Regions from separate parts of the Mus musculus genome. Here regions 1 and 3 are each linked to region 2. The links are chromatin loops, found by intact Hi-C in ENCODE. Cell type or tissue: heart. All regions are shown on one strand. Region 1 overlaps Gm40915 (a long non-coding RNA gene). Region 2 holds the start of Lncbate6 (a long non-coding RNA gene). Region 3 overlaps Gm40914 (a long non-coding RNA gene).

The links. Hi-C counts contacts between places; a loop is a spot of excess contacts. Peaks named below come from ENCODE experiments on the same cell type or tissue, not always from the same donor. Only the 100,000 strongest peaks of a DNase experiment are listed, where the experiment ranks them.
Region 1: a loop joins it to region 2, with 2.4 times the contacts of the local background. A loop is called at or near these places in 9 of 42 quality-filtered maps.
Region 3: it touches region 2 in a loop (6-fold over the local background); 10 of 42 quality-filtered maps call a loop at or near these places.

What each region holds. Positions count from the first base shown.
Region 1 is chr13:37,618,621-37,626,620 of GRCm38, reverse strand. It overlaps Gm40915 (a long non-coding RNA gene), which reads left to right. Exons shown (of 4, transcript XR_873251.2): 3 at 3,603-3,772. Among named protein-coding and RNA genes, the nearest start is that of Gm40915, 5.0 kb to the left of the region's middle. In heart, CTCF peaks have their summits at 4,670 (motif pointing right) and 6,009; a DNase peak (open chromatin) is centred at 6,600; H3K27ac peaks cover 1,661 bases.
Region 2 is chr13:37,538,256-37,546,255 of GRCm38, reverse strand. Lncbate6 (a long non-coding RNA gene) reads right to left here and starts at 6,120. Exons shown (of 3, transcript XR_382205.2): 1 at 4,848-6,120; 2 at 3,064-3,260. In heart, a CTCF peak has its summit at 4,327; DNase peaks (open chromatin) are centred at 3,165 and 4,345; H3K27ac peaks cover 2,036 bases; H3K27me3 peaks cover 278 bases.
Region 3 is chr13:37,478,274-37,486,273 of GRCm38, reverse strand. All of the region lies in intron 1 of Gm40914 (a long non-coding RNA gene), which reads left to right. Among named protein-coding and RNA genes, the nearest start is that of Gm40914, 5.0 kb to the left of the region's middle. In heart, CTCF peaks have their summits at 2,911 and 3,435 (motif pointing left); DNase peaks (open chromatin) are centred at 2,993, 3,473, 3,943 and 4,543; H3K4me3 peaks cover 1,676 bases; H3K27ac peaks cover 2,716 bases.

The DNA of each region.
Region 1 (8,000 bases), 80 kb before region 2:
ACAGATGAAAAAATAACAGAGACACTCCCCTGAGTTGGGGCCATTATCAGATTTGGGGGTTTACCACTGTACCCAAGTTAGGTCTGGCCACTTATTCTCAAGAAGCCTAAGGCAATTAAAAGCGCCACATTAACAGTGCAAAGCAGAAGAAAGATACCTATTTAATATGGCCACAGTGGGAAGAAGGGAGAAGAGATGCAGCGAGTCCCTTCCCTAAATCTGTCTTCAGAGACCTGGAGGGAGCTCAAAGCATACATAGAGGGCCAAGGATGGGCTGGTCAAGGTGTGGTCCTGCCCACTACTGACCTGTCTCTGGGCTTCAGTCTCGTTCTATAAGGTGGTCTCACAAGTTGTTAGAACCGTGTGGAATCTCTTTCTCAGACCATCCCCCCCTTTATTTTGCCTATCGTGAGAAACCTGGGGTAATTCCCACATCAGTAGGCCCGTTGTTCCAGTAGCTGATACTGAAATTGAGAGACAGGGTTGGAATATCTTTTTAGAATATCTTCATTTCTAGCCAGGACAGTTACAGGGCCACCACTGCACTTGCACACATCGGACTTTGGGCCTCTTTGTCTACATACCTGAGGGACTCTGGGTAGCTGATATTTGCCTATTGCAAAATGTGTTCCCAGTGTTCATTGCCTCCGACTTTTGGCTGGTTTAGAGCCAGTGAGGATGGGTGAACAGAGGAGCCGAGGCAAGAGGGAAGCCAGGTATCTCTTCCTTGCTCCTCTGTGGTTGAACGGACTGCTTTGAATCTGGGGACGAATGAAGTTCCTTTTCCTGGCCTGAGGGCAAGCGTCGGAAACTCTACCTCTGCTGGGCTATCCCACTCCCACTGGGTCTTTGGTTCTTCTAATGTGTTGGCCACTGACCCTGTGATCCATCCCTTCCCTGAGCAAGGCTGGGCTTGTCTTTTTAACTGGTCTGTGGGTACACAGGAGGAAGCCAAAGCCCACAGGAGCCCTGGGGTGTGCGTGAGCAGTGAACAGGTTTTGTTGTCGGATTGGAACTTTACAGATACTTGAGGCTCCGCCTCCCTGTTGGGCAGGTGCTCTTGGCGCTGGAAGATCATCTTGGGCCACATTTTATTGGAAAGGAGGGAACCTCAAATAAACTGTGGGAACCACAAAATCAGTCTAAATTAGCTGAGCAAGAAAGGCAAGAAAAGCACTTCTTTTGACTTTAATGGGGAAAAAAGTGAAGGAAAAAACAAAACAAAACAAAAAAAGTCCAAATGGTAAAACCCGAGGGTGAAGATTTGCCTCTTATTCATTGTGTGGGATCCTCATGAGGGACACAAGGGGTCTAGCTCAAACACCTCATTATGACTACTTACGAGTCATCGAGGAGGCTGGCACTTGTGACAATCTGGGCTCATGGTCCACTTGGTCAGCACTCCTGGTACCAGCATCAGGATTGGATTCTGGGACTCTTGGGCTCTGCATCTGTTCCCAGAGCTTACCAGTCCTCACTGACAGCAGCTCAGATCCACTGACCATTCACTCGACCTTGCCCACTGTCCTGCAAACCTAAAAAGCCTCTGCCCTGGAGCCATTTGCTTTTGCCTACTTCTTTGACCATGGACAGGTTGTATCCCTTTGTATCCCTGCTTTTAATTCCTTTGTGTGAGCATTGTGTCTAAGCTCTGCCCCACAGTTACCTAGCAACAGCCAGGTGTGCCTGACTCATTATAAAAGGGGCTGCTTGCCCCCTCCTTGCTCTCTTGCTCTCTTGCTAATGCCTTCCCTTCTCCCCTCCTCTCTTCATGTGATCATGGCTGGCCTCTACTCCTCTACTTCTCTATTCTCTCCCTCTCTCTGCCTTTCTCTTCCTCTTGACTCCTCTTCCCATGCCCTGAATAAACTCTATTCTGTATGATACTGTAGTTGTCTTCATCGTGTGGCTGGACCCATGCTGAGGCATTCCTTCCCTCCCCTCCACCACTCACCACAGCCCCATAGAACATACCCCCCTCCCTTATCTCTTTATAAACACATCACTTTGGACATATACCCAAAAGTGGAATTAATGGGTTATGCGCTTCTTTTTTTTTATTTCATTCACTTTTGATGTTTTATGTATGTGGATGTTTTGACTGCATACGTATCTATGTGCCACATGTGTGTCATGCTCTCAGTAGTCATGAGATGGGGTGGGATTGCTTGGAACTGGAGTTAGAGACAGTTGCGAGCCACTAAGTAGGTGCCAGGAATTGAACTTTGGTCTCCTTCAAGAGCAGCAGCTCTTCCCTGCTGAGCCATCTCTCTCTGTTGAACTTTTGGAAGACACTCCGTACTGTTTTGCACAGGGTCTGCACCATTTAGATTCCCGTTAATGGTACAGAGATTTGAATTTTCAGGGACTCTTGACACAAATACGGTGAATCTTCCTTTCTTCCTTCTGTCGCTCACCACTTTCCTCCCTTTCTCCCTTTCTTTTTCTGCTCTCTGTCTCTCTGTCCCTCTTTGTCTCCCTGTCTCCATCCCCTCCTCCACTCCTCTCTTTTCACAAGGTCAGTTGGCCCAGGCTAGCCTTCAACTCATAGCCGAGGCTGACCCTGAACTCCTAACCCTCTTGCCTCCACCTTTCAAGTGTTGGGATCAAGGCCTGTGCCACCAGGCTCAGCTCCTCCCATCGTGATGGGAGTTAAACATTTATTAACCCTTTACTTGATAATCTTACAATGTGTTTAACATGTGGTGGGAGCATTCCACTGTACATGAGAAGTGTGCCAGGCAGCCTCAGTTTCCTTCTGCGTCCATCGCAGTCCCTTCTCTCCTTCTGCAGGCAACAGCGACTCCAATGCTTCTTCCTAAGGCAGCCCCTACACAGATATGTTTATGTGCCCTCTCTTACATCCAGGAGCAGGCATTTGGAGTCGCTTCTCGCTCCTCGCTCAGGTCTGTCTGCTTTGGGGTCTGCTATGATCTGAAAAGACTCCATGGTGTGTTCTCGCTGCAGTGAGCTATTCTGCCATGATGGGCTGAAACTCTGAGCCCAAGTCCATCTTCCCTACCAAGTTTCAGTCAGTTATTGTCACAGCAATGTCACCACAATTAATACAGCCAAAAAGAGAGAGTTTCAGCGTTCAGGGGATATCTGGATTCAGAATTGCAGGTAAGAGATTAGATCTGCAATATTTAGCCCGTGCCAGGCCCTGGGTGGGCATCCTTTTACACCTTTGTTTATTTAGCTTCAGAATATAAAAATATGGGGCTAGAAAGACGGCTCAGTGTCTCTTTTTCCAAAGGACCCGAGTTCAATTCTCAGCACTCACATGGCAGCTCACAATGGTCTGTAACTTCAGTTCCACCCTCACACCAATGAACATAAAATAACGCTAAGTAAACTATTAAAAATATATAAATATACTCTAGCTGTGCAGAAGTTGGTTAAGTTGTTTAGACTTTGGGTTTGGCTAATTTGTGTGTGTGTGTGTGTGTGTGTGTGTGTGTGTGTGTTTTGCAACTTTTTGTTTCAAAATAAATAAAAGAGTAACAATGTTTAAAACAAATAAAAGTACTTTAAAAGTTTTCTTTTTGTTACTAGTTTTTATGTGTTTATGTAAGTGTGTATTTGTATGTGTATGTGTTCAGGTACCCTTGGAACCCAAGAAAAGGAGTGAGATTCCCTAGAGCTGGTGTTACAAGCACTCTGAGTCACCTGGCATCAATACTGGGAACAGAGCTAGGGTTCCCTAGAAGAGCCACAAATACTTCTAACCACGGAGCCATCTCTCCAGTCACCTGACAGAAGTCAGCACATGGTAAGACAGACTAACAAATGTGCTAGTCTGGGTCTCTCTTCCTCTTCCTTAAGAGCCACACATACCATCCTAGGATTCCTACTCCCACCTGCCCTAACAGCCTCCTGGAGTCCCCACCTCTGCACCATGAGCGTGTGAAACTGGAGGTTAACTTTCCAGTCTATGATGCTTGAAGGACTACATTCAACCCTAGTATGTCTGAGTCCCACACAATAGAAAGGAAGTGTTTGACTGGTGAGTCAATATGACCGGGTAGATGACCCAGACATGACATTTTGTTAAGGACCTGTAGCTGTCCTAGGAGTGGAGAGGCTGCCAACCACGAAGAGCCTTGAAGTCCAAGGCTTTAACACCCCAGGGCGGCTCCACCCACATTGTCCGTGTTAGTTGATGGCATGAATTAGCTGGTGGTTTGTTACATTTAATTAGAAAGTAGATGCTAGAAACTGGTCTCTCTGTCTCTCTCTCTCTCTCTGTGTGTGTGTTTCTGTGTGTATATTTCTCTGTGTGCATCTCTGTGTGTATATCTCTGTGTGTCTATGTGTGTGCATCTCTCTATATGTGTTGATTTCTGTGTGTCTCTCTGTAGTGTCTGTGTATCTATCTATGTATGTGTGTGTGATTATCTCTCTCTGTGTGTGTCTGTGAATGTCTGTATCTCTATGTGTGGTTATCTGTGTATGTCTGCGTGTATTTTTATGTGTGTATCTATCTGTGTGTGCATGTGTGGTGTATGTGTGTCTATCAGTGTGGTGTGTGTGTCTGTGTGTATATGTATCTATCTCTCTGTCTCTGTGGTGTGTGTATATCTGTGAATGTCTGATCATTCCTACACCTTGAATGTTGTCCTGTCCAGGGGATAATAATCTTTCTCTAGTGTGCACTGCCTCAAGAGGACACTGTGGCTATGCTAAACTCTAAGCCTAACCAGGCTTCAAGTAGAAAAAGAAGTCTTGAGCCTGTCTCTCTCTCTTCATGTGACAGTGAGGAGAGCTGGCTCTGTCTGGCTCTGTGAGTGATTTTTTGGCTTGAGGCCACCATAGTTATATCTGCCCTGGTCCAGGGTCTCCTTCAGGTAGCTGCTATCTGCTATCTCTAGTCATCATGGTTCAGGTTTATCATCCTGTTTTATGTGATGGAAGAGGGAGTGTGAGAGGACCTAACAAGAGGATGGGCCTGTGTAGCCCAAGGAAGAGAACTGTTTGTGACCTGGTATGCCATCAAAGCATGGCTGGCTCATAAAGTCTAAGTCTGAGTGACTCAAGCTTATTGCCTATTATATTTAGATGCCCAGAATGGTACCCTGTCACTCCTGTCCTCACACAGCAGCTGCGTGCTGGCCTTGGGCTACGTCTTTCTCATGTAGTGTCCTGGCTGACTTAGCAGGAGTATGCTGGCTAGAGTACTTTCACAAAGCGTGCCCACCGTGCACTATCTGCAAAGTATCAGCCTGCACTGTCAAAAGATCACACTTTGATGCTCTGAGGTCAGCCTGGTGACTTTGAAACCGTCCCATCCAATACCACTCCAGCTTTGCTGATGGTCAAACCGGTTCCCATCACCCATCACCATCTTTTTTTGTTTTTTGGTTTTTTTTTGGTTTTTCGAGACAGGGTTTCTCTGTATAGCCCTGGCTGTCCTGGAACTAACTTTGTAGACCAGGCTGGCCTGGAACTCAGAAATCCGCCTGCCTCTGCCTCCCAAGTGCTGGGATTAAAGGCGTGCGCCACCACGCCCGGCTCACCCATCACCATGTTGACCATTCTGGAAGTTTCTATGTACGAACAGGAAACATATAATCCAGGTGGAAGAGAGGGAGGGGCCACAGTTCCAGGAGCTCAGTTTTCTTCCTGTTTCCTGATTTTGGATGAGTTACCAAAAGCCAGTGGAAGGCATCTGCAACTCTTTTTAATGATATAGAAACCAGGCTAGGCCCTGCCACCTCTATAGCACATGGTGACCTACTGTGGTCAAATGTGGAATATTGCAGAAAGAGCTCAGGGCTTGGTCCATCTAGTCCCAAACCAGTGCAGACTCAGCAGAAGCGAGTAGGAGATTAGAACTGGAGTGACCTGGGTTTGCTGGCGGCGGGGTGGGGGTAGGGAGAGGAAAGGGTAAATTTTCGAATTTTCTAAGATGCTGGGTCAGCTCCCAGCCTATCTGGGATGTAGCCTGCAGAGAAGGCTGGGTGATGAAGGAGGCCATCTGGCTGTCAGGCTAGTATAGACATGGGGTGACCTTGGGTCTGTCTGCTTGTCAGCCTGGAGGAAAAGGAGGGGGAAGAGGAGGAGGAAGAGGAAGAAGAGGGGAAGGCCAAAGAGCCATTGGCCAATGAGGGCTATGTGTGTGAAAAGGGACTTTGGGGTTGGATTTGTCTGTCACGAAGGCAGGGCTCCCTTTGTTCTGTGCTGTGCAGATCCAAGGTGAGCAGCCAGCCGGCCTCACTCCTCCTGTGGGTGTATTTTAAGCTCTCAGAGCGCTGGTACTCTGTACCCTTGTGGACTTACTGTCTGCGTGGGAGCCTGGGCTCCTCTTGCTTCCCCACAAGGCAAGGTCACTCCAGGCTGGTGGTTTGTGCAATCCTGAAGTTTGACTGTGGGACAAAAGTCACAAGTCCTCTAGTAGCTCTCATGATACCTGCTCTGAAAAGTCCCTAGCTGGTGGAGACTGGTGCCATCCTGTCCAGTCCTCAGCTGTCAGCTCAGTGTGGGGGGGGACACACACAGGACTGTCTGTCATCCGGCCAGGCTGTGGCCACAGCTGTGGTACTGGAGGGCTCCTGAGGTGGGAACCTGTACAGGGTGGCACAAAGCACGAAGCATCGGCTCAGACCTCCTGGCAGGAGCCTGTGAGTCTCTCTGCTCACTTGCATAACACTTCCTGTGTGTGTTTCCTCAGTCTCAGCAACGGTCAGGTCAGCAAGTGACCTTTAAAACCACTGAGAAGCCGCCACTTTCGGAGGCCAGGCTGTCACAGAGCCACCCCTTCCTGCCACCCTTCTTCCTGCTAGGGCAGCTGCACACTAGAGGGCCGATGAAAGAAAAAAACAAAACAAAACAAAACAAAACAAAACAAAACAAAACAAAACAAAACAAAACTTAAAGTTTTAGGCCAAACATGGTGATCCTAACCTGAAATCCTGGCATCAGGGGACAGGGAGGAAGAGAAGGAGGAGGAGGAGAAGAAGGAGGAGGAGGAGGAAGAGGAGGAGGAGGAAGAGGAAGAGGAGGAAGAGGAAGAGGAAGAGGGGGAAGAAGAGGAGGAGGAAGAGGAGGAGGAGGAAGAGGAGGAGGCATTTGAAGCCAGCCTAGGCCACAGAGGAAGCTGTCTTTAAAAAAAGCAGTATTTGTGTGTGTGTGTATGTGTGTGTGTGTGTGTGCACGTGCGTGTGTGTGTGTGTTGTGTGTGTATGTGTTGTGTGAGTATGTGAATGAGCGAATGTATGTTGTATGTATATGTGAGTGTGCATGAGTGAGTGTATGTTGTGTGTGTGTGACACTCTCTATCCATTCATCCATCAGCAGGTACCTAGGCTGACTGCATCTATAGTTCAGCTCCCTTGAATTGTGCATTTGTGTGATTGCACACGTGAAAGTCAGAGGACAACCCCAGGTGTCCTGTCACACCTACACCTCAAGAGTTGCTTACCTTGATTTTTTTGTTTTTGTTTTAGGTTTTGTTGTTGTTGTGTTTATTTGTTTTTGTGTTTTAACACGGGGTCTTGCTATGGAGCTTTGGCTGGCTTGGAACTTGCTGTATGAAGCAGGCTGGTCTAGAATTCAGAGATCTGCCTGCAGGTGCTTCCCAAGTGCTGGGGTTACAGGCGTAAACCAGTATGCCTGGCTGCTTCCCTTGTGTTTAGATATAAGCTCTTCCCTGGATCCAGGGTCTCCCTGACTCTACTGATCAGAATGGCCGGCCAGTGAGCTGCAGGCTACACCCCTCTCCTTGTGCAATGCACTGGAATCACAGGTGCATAGAGTAATACCCGTTTTATTTTTATTTTTAAGGTTTCTTTTTTTTACTTTCGAGTGTCTCTCTTGTGTCTCTCATAGTGTCCACAGATGCCAGAAGGCAGCCTTGGATCCACTGAAGCCGGAGTTACAGGCGGTAGTGAGGCCTCTGGCGTGGGTTTTGGGAACTGAACTCAGGTCCTCTGGAAGAGCAGCAGGCTCTCTAACCTCAGAGCCCTTTCTTCAGGCCCCATGCTCAGCTTTGATTTGATGTG
Region 2 (8,000 bases):
AGAGCAAGGAGGCAGATTCTAGGCAGAAACCCCTTACAACTGTGAGCCAAAGACCCTTTTCTCTTTCTAAGCTGATTGCCTCCGGTATTTGTTCTAGCAACAGAAGGCTGACTAACATCCCTTAAGGTAAATCCTGTGCCGGTCAGTTTTTGTCAGTTTGACACAAATTGGAGTTAATTTGGAAGAGGGACCCTCAACTGAGGAATAAGCTCCATCTGATTGGCTGACTGCTCCTAGCAACCACATGGTGGCTCACAACCATCTGTAATGAGATCTGATGACCTCTTCTGGGGTGTCTGAAGTCAGCTACAGCAAGCAAGTGGGGCTAGAGAGAGAAGAAAAAGTGTCTAAAGACAGCTACAGTGTATTTACATATACTAAATAAATAAATCTTAAAAAGAAAGAAAGAAAGAAAGAAAGAAAGAAAGAAAGAAAGAAAGAAAGAAAGAGAAGAAGTCATACCAGGACATATCCGGTGTCCTTTCCCCAGGAACTCACTACATCTAGATAGGTGGAGGGATGGCTTTATTTAACTCCTCTTTTTTTCCAACAAAATGCTTATTGGAAATCAGCACCCAAGAGATAGACTAGCCCAGGGGCTGATGGGATTGCATGTGGTAGCATCCCTTGGACAGTTAAGGAGAGAATAGGTGGGTACTTGTGGGTCATTCATTTTTAGAATGAAACTATGTATTGCTTCCATGTTGAAAAAGCTTCTTTTTAAATAAAACAAAACAAAACAATTTTTGAGGCTTAACCTCTCAGTTGAGTATATGGAAAAGTTTGATAGCAGGGGTCCTGGAAACACCAAGATGTGACACAGACCTGGGAACCCCCAAACAAAGTACACTCCCTGCCTCTCATCTCCTAGGATTTCAGAACCCTTGATGTGAGTGCTTCAAGTAGCACAGGTACACCCCCCCCCCAAAGCTCTCAGAGATGTTGGAATTTGTGAACGTTTTTGATGGTTTAATAAAGTTAGCTTTGATATCTTGTCCCCTTTAAAAACGAATCAAAATGAGTTAGAATCTTTGAGCAAGATCTACTCACTCCAAGTGTGTATTAGTCAGTTGGGGCTGGGTGATGCTGTGATAGACAAGCATCCCCATAAGCAGCCTAGGACTCAGTGATTTATAGTAGACCTCACATCTGCAGGATATACATTCTAAAACCCCCAGCAGTTGTTTGAAACCCTAGACAGCATTTGTTATAGCGGAAGTGTCCCCTACAGGTTCACATGTTTGAATATATGACTCCATGGTTTTGGTTTGAAAGGTTATGGAACCTCTGGGTGGTAGGACCCAGATAAAAGGAGTGGACCTTTGCAAGGCAGGCATTGAGGTTATTGTCTGGCCCCACTTCCTGTCTCATCGCTGCTTCCTGCTCTACTCAGATGAGACTAAGTAGCCACCTACTCCTGCCAGCTCTCTTGCCACTGTGTCACATCTGCAATTATGGGCTATATCCTCCAGCCATGAGCCAGAATAAGTGTATCTTCCTTTAAATTGATCCTTGTCAGGTATTTGGTCACAGCAATGAGAAGGTGACTAGTATAGGACTGAACCCTAGGTACACTATGTGTTTCCCTATCTACCCTAGTGTTTTGCCACACAGTACCAGAGTTAAAACTATTTAATGCCCTTGTGTCTGCTTTGCGCCACTACTCCTGTGCTTTCGGGCTGTTACTAAGAAAAATAATGTTAACAACTCAAGCACTGTGAGATCATAACCATCAGCCTGATAATCAAGATGGCTACTAAGTGACTAACGGGAGGGTAGCAAATAGAGCCTGGATGTACCAGGTGAAGGAGATGATCAAGATAGGTACTAAGTAACTACCGGGAGGGTAGCAAATACTTCATGGATGCAGCAGGTGAAAGGATGATTTATGTTCCAGGTGGAATGAGTAAAGCAAGATGGTACGTTACTCGGGATGACAAGCAATTTAGGATTTACAAGTTGTTTGTTTTTTTCCTGGACTTTTCCACTTAATGTTTTGGACTGCAGTTGACCACAATTAACTACAAGTTCTAAAAGGGTACCAGTGAGTAAACGGAGCCTAGCGTACTACCTGTTTTTAACTGCACACCTGTATGGAGAGTGCCCTTCTCTACTTTAATCCTCATTTGGGGACCAAGATGAGCAGGCACCATCCTCAGCTCTGCCCATCCCATGATGGAGTGCCTAGGAAGAGATCTGATGACTCCCAAATTGCACAGTCTGGGCGGGTAGGGAGTGAGATGATGGTGCAATTTGGTGGAAGCCACAAGGCTGGAGGTTTTCTCTTGTTAGTGCTTGCCCACAGGCGCATCATCTAACCTACCCCAGATCCTCTTCCTTTCTTCATGGCTGCAAGTGCAGGAGGCAGGGGTGGCAAGTCGAGGGATAATTATGCCCCTTAGACTTTCCTGGGAGGAATGTTGTATGGATCCTCATACAGCCAAGCCAGGAAAAGTGAAATTGGAATGAAAGGGAAGAGAAGTATTTTAATAACAGGGTAGAGAGGGCTCTGGGACTCGCAGCCAAGAGATGTGTATCTGCAGCAGGATAAGACTTCAGGTAAGAGAGCCCTAAAGAGCAGCAGCTTCCACTTAACAGCGAATATTGCTCTCTTGGAGGGAGGGGGCTTCTTCAGCATGGGGTTCCTTCAGTTCTCCATACGTCTCCCTGTCTTAAGTTTATGGAATCGGCAGAGCTCTGAAAGCTAGTAGGAGTGTCCAGGATGCTGGATAAAAAAAGGGGATGATTACCGGGCTAGCCTCAGCTTCTCATGAGTAAAACTAATTGCTTTGCTTCATGTGAGACCACCAGAAAAAGCCCTGGGGCTTGCCACAGTAGCACGGAGAAGGAAAATTTGTCTGCCTGGTCAAGTCTTCCTCAGATTGACGTTATGATAGGCAGAGTCTGCGTGCACACTTAGTCTGCTCTCTCCTGAGAGAGGAGGCCAGACCAGGAAATAGTTGCAGGGGCATCTGTGCTGTGCTCGGCCACCCATGAAGCAGCCAGCCTCCTTCTCTGTCCACTTGCCCATGGCCCCACAAGTCTGACCTGAACTCAGTGTACCTGCTTAGGTAGTGGGTCCCACGGCGCCTTGATCTTCCACAACAGGGAAGCCCCGGGGCAGACGGTGAGAGGCCCATGATGCAAGGCACAGAGCAATGTGCTGCTGTGGGCTGTGCCTGAAAGCGACTAGAAGCAGGAACATCGGCACAATGGGCCCGGCCTAGCCAAGCGGGTAAAATGTCAGGGCACTGTAATCTCTGCAACAAGACGGTGTGAAACTTGGTGAGACTCATTTCAACTAGATCGAAGTTCTTCCTGACCAAAGACTATGGTTGTGGTCAAATGAGTCTCTCAAAGACTCATTAGTGACTTGAAGTGATGGGGGCGGGGCCATGCAAATACCCTTGGACACATACTGCGTAGGTCAAAATGATTGCCCAAGCTGCAGCCATTACGTCCACAATCCTGCTAACAGCAGCATCAGGGTTGACAACCAAACTTGGTAGAAAGGAAAGGCAGTTCTCCACTTGCTTCTGAAAAACTGCATATGACCTATGTGACGTTTCACTTTATTCTGGGTGCCCTCACGCCGAGCTAACAAAGTATCAGAAAGTTAGATCAGGATATAGGGGTCAACAGGTAGCTTGTCCTCCATTAGGGTGGGGAGCCTTGAGCCAGCTGCAGGGTGCACTCAACCATCAGTGTGTTCCTATTTCGCAAGGACACGGGGGCTAAGGAAGGAGATTGGAGGAGGGGGTGCACATAGGTATGGGAGGGATAAGAGGAAGCCAGGGTACAAGGAAGTATGAAAGAGAGATGAGTGTGATGCCAGAAGAAGGGGGCCATAACATGGATCCACCAGCTGATTGGGTGCATCAAAACCACCCAGCCTCCATGGGCAACCGATGAGGGTGAGTGGGAGAGCAATTCTTGCCAGCAGCCTCTATCAGCTGCAGCTGACCTCATGCTCCGATCACCCTTAACATGCCCTCCCACCCAGCCTGCAAACACTCCTGGCTTGCCCATCTTCTGCCCACCCCCGACTCCCACATGCCTGGAGGGTCTATGGTCTGAGTACACCCAATCTGCATGACTCTTCCTCAGGACACTGATGCGATGTGGCCTTATTTGCTCCAGAAAAGCTTCTTGGGGGGCGGGGAGGGGGAGTAAGGGTAGAGGAAATATAAATTAAAACCTTTCCAGTCTTCAAGACATTCGTGACCAAGGGATAGATAGCCCCTATCCTGGCTCTAAGCTTCTCCTGTGACAGCATGTACCAGGGGCTGAAAAAGCCAGGAAGAGAGCCACCCTCTCCACCTAGCGGTAGCCTGAACTAAACAGAAACTAGCCTTGTGGTTTCCCCCAGACCTGTGAGAGCCAAAACCACCAGTTGCCAGGGAGGGCATCCGCTCCTCGGAGGAGGAGTCTGCTCCATTGTCAGGTTCTGTGGCAGAGCATTTGTCAGCTCAGACACGTCAAGGAAATGTCACTCATTGGAAAAGGACCTACTGTGGCCAGATGTCCCTCCCCCCGGGGCAGTGGGTGTCATTCTCTTTCTCTCTGGCTTTCTGTCTGTCTGTCTGTCTCTGTGTATCTGTATTTCTCTCTCTCTCTCTCTCTCTCTCTCTCTCTCTCTCTCTCTCTCTCATGTGTGTGTGTGGTGTATGTTCACACATATTTTTAGAGAGACTTTTTTACTGTGTAAAAAAAGTAGGCTGGTCCTAAACTCTGAACGCTGGACACCTCCTCCTCCTCCTCCTCCTCCTCCTCCTCCTCCTCCTCCTCCTCCTCCTCCTCCTCTTCTAGTCTCGGGATACCAAGGAGCTAGAATGGCAAGCACTTACCACTGTCTGTGCCTGGTGTGCCTCATTTTCGGAAGTCTCCAGCAGTCTGGCTGTAGAGGTTGCAGTGGGATCAGGCTTCTTTCCAGTTCCCTCTCTGACCCTTCCCCATTTCTTCCACAGAGCCTGGGGCTCTGGGCTCCTCTTCCTCCTCCCACAGTCTGTCTCCTGTGGTGTTAAATTTCACCCACACTGGGGTCTTTGTTAAACTGACCTTCATTGTATTTCCTCGTAGCTTTGCCTGACCACAGATGCTGGCCAGAGGCAGGAAACAGAGCTGTCCTTCAGAATGGACCCCAGTGGCATCCATGTCCCATGCTGTGATCATTGTACTGAGGTGTGGCTGCAGAGAGCATCCCTGGCTGGCCACCGGTGGGCACTCATATATTCAGATCTACTTCTCTGTGTGCAAGCACAGGTGTGTGTCCCTCTGCATATGTGTTAGTGCCTGGGGAGCTGAGAGTGACACTGAGCATCTTCTTCAACTACTTTCCTCATTAAAACACACACACACACACACACACACACATACACACACACACACTTATTGTTATATATATGGGTGTTTTGCATGCTCGAGTGTCTTTGCATCACATACATTCCTGATGACCCTGAAGGCCAGGAGAGGACATTGGATCTCCAAGAACTAGAATTACAGATGGTTGTGAGCATCCATGTTGGATGCTGGGACTTGGACCCAGGTCCTCTGGATGAGCAGCTGATGCTCAAAACCTTCAGCTCCATCCTCCTTACTTTTTAGAGAGAGGGCCTCTCAGTGAATCTGGAGCTCCATTTTTGACAGACCTTGGGAACAAGCCCCAATGATCCCGCTGCCTCTTCATCCCCAGTCCTGGGATCACAGGCGCAGCACTGCACTTAGCTCTTATGGGGGTGCAGGGGATCGTGCAAGCACTTTACATACTGAGCTGTTTCCCCAGGTCCCTCAAGTCTGCTTTTCTTAAATGAAAAACCAAACAAAACTCGTTGCGCAGTGAGAGATACGAACACTGAGTGGTGTTGAAGGTGAAGGCCAGTCCTGCCCCAGTTGACTTGGTACCCTTGTTACATGCTCTCATTGGCTAACTGAGTTAGGTGGCTGCTATTTCTCCAAGGACTCTAATTTTCAGTGTTCTGTTACCTGCAGTTACAAATACGCTCATATCAGACAATGCAGTTATAAAGCAAGACAGCAAACGCAAAGGATTACTGTGGTTTATTTTTTGTGTCTTTTGAGATGTGATCTTGCTCTGTAGCCTTGAGGAGCCTAGAGCTCACTATGTAAACCAGGCTGGCCTCAAACTCAGAGAGATTTACCGTCTCTGCCTCCCAAGTGCTAAGTTTAAAGGCATGTACCACCATGCCTGGCTTCTGATTCATTTTAATATTTAAAATTTATTATTATTATTATTATTTTTACAGTGTTAAGGGTTCAGCCTAGGGTCCCGAAGGTGGTAGGCATGTACTTTCCTGGGCTACATCTCCTATTCCTACTTGTTTTTTCTTTTTTAATTTTATTTACTTTATTTGGCTTTGTTTGTTTATGCACAAAAAATGGTTTGCCAGCATGTATGCATGTGTATCATGGGCATACGTGGTACCTGTGGAAGTCAGAAGAGGGCGTCAGATCCCCTGGAACTGGAGTTACAGATGGTTGTGAGTAGCCATGTGGGTGCTAGGACTTGAACCCAGGTCCTCTGCAAGAACAGTAAGCACAACTAACTGCTGAGCCATCTTTCTAGCTCTCTACTCTGAGTTTTTTCTTAAATGCAAAATTTATCTTCAGAAGTGACTAGGAAACTTTTAGAAATAGATCCACAATTTTTCCTTTGGATATAATAGATTCTGAACTGATCCAGCATATACACACTATTTATGTTTCAGAATTAGACCCTTTGAGCCCCCCTGGAAAGTGCATATCCTTTATTGGGAAGGGGGGCAAAGAGTCTCTACTGGTGTAGTAGCAGTGGTGTGTGTGTGTGCGTGTGCGTGTGCTTGTGTGTGTGTGTGTGTGTGTGTGTGTGTGTATGTGTATGTGTGTGTGTGTGTGTGTGTGCACCAGCTCGTGTGAGAAGCAGGAATAGAGGGAGAATTCATCTGGATCATGTGCAAGGAACATAGGATTATGATATTATTTCTGCCTAATGAGGAACCTGCAATGCTAACAGAACAATATTATAGTGTAAAATAGGCCTGCCAGAGAAAGAGGGTGATGGGGACACCTGTCAGTCAGTTAACGCGGGCTGAAAGGGCTTATGGGAAACTATTCCGGAGGAGCTGGCATCTGGCCTGTAGATTGGCTAGTCTTATGGTGGTGACAAAGTGCCCCATGTAAAGAACTTGAGGGAAGATTTGCTGATGCTCACAGCTTCGGAGGCGTCAGTCTGTGGCTGCTTGGCTCCATTCTCTTGACAGAGCATCGTGAAGGTGGGAGGGCGGGATGAAAAAGCTTCTTCATGGCAGAAGCTGAGAGATGGGTACAGGAAGGACCAGGTCAAGATACAACACCACAGAGTCACCCACGGCGACCTAATACTCCGGCTGGTAGCAGCCTCTTACTTTTTGTAGCATCTCCAAGCCATGCTTCCAAATTATAAATCCATCAAGGGGTTGGTTAATCCACTGATTAGCTCAGAGCCCTTAGGATCCAGTCACTTGTCCTCATCCGCCTAGTCAGTGAAGGGACACTTCACACTCCATAACAGCATGCACTTGCCCTTTTGGATGGTTGAATGTCTATGAGAGGACACAATAGAGGGCCTGGGTAGAGGGGACAGCAGCTGCCATGACGGGCCATAGGTCCCTATCCCACTGCCCCTTTCTCTTTGCTTTGGACTCCAAGTCCAGGTCTGTCATGCTCACCTCTTCACAGATGAGTAAGGCTCTCAATGCTCCTGAGCTAGGCTGCAGTCCCCTCTGCTTTGAAGGCCACACAAGAGAAGTTGCCATCCGCTGGAAGCAGTGCTGAGAGAGACTCATCTTGCTTGGCATCTTCTCGTAGGACCACAGGACTCTCTTGCAACATCTTTTAAGTACCTCGAAGTTATGTGCCTGGGAGGGAATGTCCAGGGACGGACACTGTGCAGGCCAAGATCTTCCTAACTTTCTGTCTCTCTACAGTTAGTATGAGGAGGGAGGCAAGGGAGGGAGTGCTCCTCT
Region 3 (8,000 bases), 60 kb after region 2:
TTACTGCAAGCTAAGGATACAGTACTTTGTGTTTTAGCTACACCATCTTACTTAACCCTTACAATAGCACTGAGCTTGTTGCTATCAGCACTACTATCTTAGACATGAAGAAGGCAGTTCAGGGAAGTGAAGAATAAATCCAAAACACTATGATAAAGATTAAGCCTCGGGCTGGAGAGATGGCTCAGTGGTTAAGAGCACTGACTGCTCTTACACAGGACACAGGTTCAATTCCCAGCAGTCACATGGTGACTCAAAACCATCTATAATGGAATCTGATGCCCTCTTCTGGTGTGTCTGATGACAGCTACAGTGTACTCATATAAATAAATAAATAAATTAATTAATTAATTAATTAATATCTTAAAAAAAAAGATTAAGCCTTCATGGTGAGTGAGACCAAACACCTAACAGTGCAGAGACCCTTTTGTGGTTGGTTCATAGGGACTGTGGAGGCTGCAACTGAAGTGATAGCCTCTATCAGGATGTGTCTGCCTTTACAGCAGTAGTACAGTGGGAGACAGGCCAGAGAGAGGTTTCAGGCAATGTAGAAGAAGTGTCTTCTTTTAGCCAGGTGGAGTTAGTTTACAGAACAAACAAATAAAACAAATCCTGTAAGTATTCATTCCATGGAGTTTTTATCCAAAGCTACAAGCATCAGATTGAGTTTTTAATGACAGCAGCAGTGTGCTAGGCAATGAGGGTGGTGATCAGTCCACTTGGTCACTTTGGACCAGAGCCTGTCCCGTGAATATCTTCCAATCTGGTGACTGTTTCTAAGGTCAGCAGCCAACGTTATGGCTCAGTATTTCTCGGGTTGGAAGAACTGGGTTTCTTTTATATTTTGTAGGGTCTTGAATGGTTGTCAGTGGGAAATTTAGTCTGAATTCCTGGTCTACTGTTACAGGAAATCAGAACGCCTCCCAATGCTGGCAAAGTCCTCCACACACTCCGATAGGTTCCTAGCCACTGTGTTCTCACTGTGAGTGATGGGTCTATCTATGAATCTAGTTTAGAGGTTCCCATAGCCTCTTCTTATTTACGTCATGAAGCTAAAGGAGGAGAGAGTCCCAAGGGCAGACCATGGAAAAGCAAAGGCAGAGAATCAGGGCCTCAGAGCCTAAGGTTCCATGGGGGTAGTAGCATTGACTCCAAAATAACTAAGAATTATCTGACCAAGAAACATCGGGTATGGTGGACGGGATGGGGAGACTAGCCTTACTTAGGTCACCTGCTGTAGGTCAGGGCCAGGGCAAGGGAGCTCTTCTCAACAGGGTGGACATGAGACTGAGTGTTGGGAAGGAGGTGAACAGGGCATCTTGCTTCAGCCTGTGCGTGTTGGCTAGGCGAAAGCTCAGTGCTAGGATTTGGTAACCTGTCACCTTCAACTTGACACTTGAATCTGCCCAGGCCCTTTGAACTAGAACATGTCATCTGAAGGTCTTCCAATCCGGTGACTGTGAGTCAGGGCTGTCCTCTGGGGGCTTGGGGAAAGAAATGAGTAACCAGATTGCACCAGACCCTCAATTGCTGTCTCCCAGTGACCTACCCCGACTGGGCTCTAATTAGAGTCCAGAAGCCTTCTCCTGGTAGAAGCCTTAGTAAAATATAAAGAGGCTCCTTGGCAGGATAGGCAGGAAACCACTCCTAGCTGCCCCTGGGTCCCTTACATTGTGTTCTATTTAAAAAAAAAAAAAGAGAGAGAAAGAAGCCGGGCGTGGTGGCACACGCCTTTAATCCCAGCACTTGGGAGGCAGAGGCAGAGGCAGGTGGATTTCTGAGTTCGAGGCCAGCCTGGTCTACAGAGTGAGTTCCAGGACAGCCAGGGCTACACAGAGAAACCCTGTCTTGAAAAACCAAAGAGAGAGAGAAAGAGAGAGAGAGAGAGAGAGAGAGAGAGAGAGAGAGAGAGAGCGCCAAGGATGTCTCTGCAGGCCTATGCTGAGCCATCCCTTTCCCCTGAGTGTAGTCTTAGGAGAGCTGGGTGTTTCAAGTCCAGGTGTTTACTCAAAATCTACATCCAGGACCGTTCCAGTGAAGTAACCTACAGATGTGCTAATCTACTCTCACAGACACTGCCGCTGCTGCTGGGCCTACTCCTTCCTACTCACAGATGGGTCCACAGACCCTGGACAGCAAGGAAACAGCCAGCTTTCCTAAGACCAACATCCATACACCCATTTTCTTAGGTTTCCCAGAGACATGTTGCCCCAAAGTCCGCAGGAAGCCCCTAAAAATTACGGCGACCCGATTCCTGCTTTACCATCACCTCTTTCTAGTTTTTCCTTTGTAAAAAATTAAATCAAAACGGAGGAATGTTAGTATTCCTTCTAGGCTCTGCCCCACAGTTACCTGGCAACAGCCAGGTAGGCTTGGCTTACTTATATAAAAGGGGCTGCTTGCTCTGCGCCTTCTCTTCCTGACCCCTTCCCCCTTCCCCCTCTTTCCACATGTTCCTGGCCAGCCTTTCCTCAACTCTCTTCCCTCTTCCCCCGCCCCCTCTACTCCTTTCCCAAATCCCCTTCCCTGCCCTAAATAAACTCTATTCCATACTATCCTATGGCTGGTACCTCAGGGGTTAGGGGATGCCTCAGCATGGGCTAGCTGAGGCACCCCTCCCATCTCACCATACCTGGCTCTATCAAACATATCTTTGGCTCTTATTTATTTATTTATTTATTTTTTAATAAAACACAACACCTTAGAGTGTGCAGCTGCTGCCGCAGGGGACGCCCCAGTGGCAGCTCTCACTTGTCCGGGTGGAAGGAAGGATGCGACGGTCTTACCTCGGAGGCCGAGGGGTGCGAGCAGGGTGTGTGAGAGATGCAGTGTGATCAGAGCCTAGCGGTCTGGTCTCAGAACTGGGTCACCTCACAGAACAGCACAAGGACTTGTCCCGTTGGCAGGGATCAGGTTTCGTCCTTCCTTGTCAAACCCAGTGGTGCCCCCAGGCTGCTGGCAGCTCCCAGGCGCTCCTTTGTCCTAGAGTTGCAGGAGGCCAAGGAGCAAAGTGACACAAAAGGCTGGGTGCCCAAGTTCCCCACCCTCTCTCTCTCTGCACAGCAGCGCTGGTTCTGCCAGGGTCCTCGACCCAGGGGGGTTCCGGGGCAGTAAGGGTGAGACCTGCACAGCCACTGCTCGACCTTGCCAAGAGGGGCCTGCTTTGGGGATTGGAGGGTGCCTTCCCTTCCAACAGCCTGGGTCTGGGTCTTTCCAACTCGTATTTCTGCTGACGCTGGAGCCTGGTGCTTTGCCTTTAGAGACACCCTGTAATTGAAAGGAGGAGGGAGAGAGAGAGAGAGAGAGAGAGAGAGAGAGAGAGAGAGAGAGAGAGAGAGAGAGAGAGAGAGAGAGAGAGAGAGATTCTTGCTGCCTGGGTTCCCAGACACTTGCTGCCCTCTAATGGCTCCTGCCTGTGAGTTTCCAGGCGCAGGCCTTCCTTCCTGTAGGGTCTGTGGTGTGGGTTTCCTTCCCTTTGGTTAGCAGGCCCTTTCCCCTATAACTGCTGAAAGAGCCAGCCGTTTCTCGTCACAGGGAAAAGATGTCAAAAGTCGAACCGCGCTGGTGTGGCTGGCTCAGAGAGCAAAGACTGGCTCGGTGTTTCATTGCTGGTCCCGAAATAACTCACAGTAGCATTTGTGCGGCCTCTGCAACCCTGCTGTCTTCGGAAGGGACAGCTCCTCCTTTCTCTCTCTCTCTCTCTCTCTCTCTCTCTCTGTCTCTCTCTCTCTCTGTCTCTCTCTCTGTCTCTCTCTCTGTCTCTCTCTCTGTCTCTCTCTCTCTCTCTCTCTCTCTCTCTCTCTCTCTCTCTCTCTCTCTGTCTCTCTCTGTCTCTGCCCTGTTGCAGTTCTTAGCAGCTTCCTATGTTGAGAGAGGAAAGCCACTCTGGCAAGAGCCAGCAATTGTCAGCAAGTTGTGCATACAAAGGGGCTTCCTTTTCCTGCCTGGATCGGGGTGGGGTGGGGCAAGAGCTGTGGACCAGGGTTCCCTCCCCTGATGCTTTCTGAGGATCCTTAAGAACCAACTCCAATGGTAAACAGGGACCTGTGGATAAAAAAACATCTCCTGAGTGAACACTTGAAGACCTAGAGACACAAGTTGGACAGAGTCCAGTTCTGTGTAGAGAGGAACCAAGTACTTAATCAAGGAACCAAGGTTAGAGGTACGGCAGGAAAACCTGGGACACTTGCCTATTTTGGTAGTTGGGAAGCTTGGCCCTGGATGGAATGGAAACAAGCTGAAAGCAGACAGACAGACAGGGTTTTGCTCCCATCAGCTGAGATCTGGCCCAGAGAGAATGGTGTGAATATACACTACGACTGGCTGGGAAGAAAAGAGGATGCAAAACTTACAGCCCTGGAGCTTAGAATGTTGTGAGGAATGAGGCTTCTTGGGGGGGGGGGGGAGCTGGGGGAGGGAACGCCATTTTGAGATGGAGTGCAGGGTGGACTTTCTTAGTTTTTTTGGGGGGGGGGTTGAGGGTTGGTGGCCACGGAGGGATGAGGGTCACCAAGGAGCGAGGGAATGGCCCTAGGGAGTTCTGTGTGGGGCTAGCAAACTACAGCGCTCCTCTGCAGGATGGACAAAGGATGGGAGAGGCAGGAAGTGGACCTGCTGGGCTGGAATTTGAATGAACTGATGGAGCATCTTTTTCACAAGAGGGCTAGTGGTCCACCCCTTCTGGTTTTCCCTTGTGGGAAGGGAAAAGAAGCCTGCCTTTTTAAAAAATTTTTACTCGGGAGCTTAGGTTGCAAAGGCTTGCTGTTGAGAAATGAGTACAGTTTTATCCTTTGGCTGCTCAATCTCCCAGAATCATCTCCCCCTCCTCCTTTTTCTCATAATGCTGAACAAGTCTGAGAGAAGTCCATTAAGGGTCCAGTATGGTGATGCAGGCCTTTAATCCTAGCACTAGGAGGAAGGCAGAGGCAGGTGGATGTCTGTGAGTTCAAAGGTTGCCTTAGCTACATAATGAGTAAACAATAAGCTCCTCTCTCAAAACAAAACAAAAACCCTAACAAACAAACGAAAAACACTCAAAAAAAGCTAAACTTAAAAACAAAAAGTCCTCCTCCTTGTCCTCCTCCTCTTCCTCCTCCTCCTTTGTTGTTCCCCCATCTCTCTTCCTTCCTTTCTCCTTTTTTTCCTTCTTTCTTTCTTCTGCTCTTTTCCCTACCTCTTTTTCTTTATAGAACTCACCTGGAATTCTGGTTTCTGGTGGCCTAAAGGCGCTCATTTGTCTCTAGATTGTTAGTAGCGTTGGAAGCACCTAAGAGCCCGGTGTGCAATTGCATAAACCTAACAGGCCCACAGAGTCTTGTTTCTCAGCTTCAGGGGTTGGTAAGTCAAGAGGAAAGCCAGCTCTTAGTGTTGTCTTACTCCAGGGTGTGGAGGGGAGAGAAATAATAAATATTATTTCCACGTGGAGACTTGGATTGTTTAGGATCACCCCCTGCTCCCAAGCCCCAGTTGGAACATGGCTGGAATATTGTTGTTCTAGGAAGTGGTTTTCCATCTTATTCAGCCAGGATCCCCTTTGTCTCCCATAGTATTTTACACAATGTGAATTTCAACCCTGAAGATGCAAGTATGTCTCCAAAAACTGTGTGTGCGCCCAGTGATACTCATTTGCTCTCTGGGTTTTTTTCTTTGCGGGGTGAGACAGCATCTGTTTTTTTCATTTTGTTTCGGGTAAAATCAAAAGTTGCTGGCAGGCCCTGGGCTTGTATACTACTTTTAAGGCAAATGAGTAAAAGCAGAAGACACCAAGACGCTCTTTTATTTAATTATAATTTTTTTGCCTGCAGCACTGGGATGGAATCCAGGGAGGACCTAGGCTAGTTCTCTCTCCCCTCCAGCCCTGGAGGTATCTTTGAACCTCTGAAATAGTATGATTCTTGTTTCGTTGTTCTAACCATGGCTAGAAGAAGCCAACACAATGAAAACACTACGTGTCCTGGGGACAATGGCACCTCATGGGAGCACTCTGCTTTGGCAGAGTGCATGTGCCTCCAGGGATGCCGGGCACAATGGAGAGCATGACAAACCTCACGTGCCGCCATTTGTTTGTGTTGAGCACAGTCTTACTGCGAAGCCCGGGCTGACTTCCTTGTGTCCAGTTCTAAACCCCATTTCTTTGTATTTCCACACTACAGGGTGGGCATGAAATTGATAATATTGTTGCATGTTGATGATAAAACTCGGGGTCTCTGGCTGGGCAGTGGTGGCACACACCTTTAGCCCCAGCACTCAGAGGCAGAGCCAGGCAGTTGGAGGCCAGCCTGGTCTACAGAGCAAGTTCCAGGACAGTCAGGGCTACACAGAGAAACCCTGTATCCAAAAGTCAAAACAACAACAACAACCCCTCAGGATATCACTCACTGGGTGCAAAATGGTTCTCATGTGTCAGAACATTTGGTGCCTGGGTGGTGGCAGGGCTTTGGGAGACTCTGAAACCTTTAGGAGGTAGTGCTTGATAAAGTTGGGTGAGAAAGTTGTGGTCCGTTCCTCCTCTGTCCTCAGTCCTCTTCAAGATGCCCAGTTGTGAGCATCCTCTATGCGTCCCCTTCACCAAGAAGCACTTAGTTGGCTTCCTGACCACAATAGACTGTTTCTTTCAGAGGGCGACTGTTTCTTTCAAACTGCGAGACCCAGTAGATTTTTCCTCCCTTAAGATAATTCCCTCAGGTTTTGTTCACAGCATCAAGAGCAACACCTTTGACAATCCCTCTGTTCCTGAGCCATACCCCTAAGTCACTGATGGGTGCTTGTTTTTTTTTGTATCCGGGAATGCCATCTAGGGTCTCTCACTCTAGACGAGCACTCTTCTATTGAGCTTGCACTTGAACTGTGTGTTCTGTGGGGAGTGTGCAAATATGCCTATAAAGAGCAGAACGCGGTGCCTTCCTTATTCACTCATGCTAAAGCTAACTCTCCACGTCTCAGCCCTTCCTACCTCCTCCTTTTTTCCTTTTGGCAGAGCTGGGGGTGGACTCCATGGTCTTATTTGTGCTTCAGAAATACTCTCCATCTGAGCCACACCCACAACCTGACACATCACTTTATTTTAAAAATTATTTTATAAAGATTTATTGTTTGTAATTACATGCAAAGATAAAAAAGATGTAAGCCTTCCCATCAATACGTGCACCTGCATGTAGGAGAGCCCTTGAAGGGCAGAGGCATCAGATACCCTGGAGCTGGAGTTACGGACTATGACCACTTGGTGTGGGTGCTGGAAGCTGGACTTGGGTCCTCGGGGACTGAACTTGGATGCTCTTGAATGTTGAGTCATTCTGAAAGCCCCATTTTTAAATGTTTGTTGTTTTTTGTTTTTTTGTTTTTTTGTTTTTGGCTGGGTGGGTACCTGTCTTTCTGTTTCTGTAGGCTTGTTGGGAAGTTAATAATCCTATAGATCTAAGCCTCTTTTCCTGGGTGAAGTTGGGAACGGTCTCTGACAGTGCAGACAATGCAGATCTCAGTATGTCAGTCTCAAAGAAGTCAGTACACTTTGTTTTCCTTTCTTCTCTTCTCCCTTCTATCTGTTAGTACCTGCGGAGATGGAACCGGAGTTCTCATGTGTGCTCAGCAGGTGCCCGTCTCAGAGCCACACCCCCCACACCCAATTATTATTATTATTGTTGTAAATAAAGGCTGGATTCAAAGGATCGAATGGGCCGAGATGTAAACTGGCTTCAGCGAGAGCTCTTGGCTACACTGAAGTCTGTGCTCAGGCAAGAGAGAAAGAATTTGGGATCAAAGCAGGAGAAGCTTTGTAAGAGAGTCAGGAGTGAGAAAGGAGATCTCGGTCTCTTTGTAGAGAAAGCAGCTCAGATCACACACAGCCCAAGAGTGTGTGAAAGGGTGGGTCGCAGTGGCAGTGGGTAAGGAGCAGGGATGCCAACTCTGTGTGGGGCATCTGGCTGAGAATCCACGCCCACAGAACCCAGGCACAAGGTGGGGAAACCTGCAGAGAGGCATTTTGGCAGTGAGTGGAAAGGGGG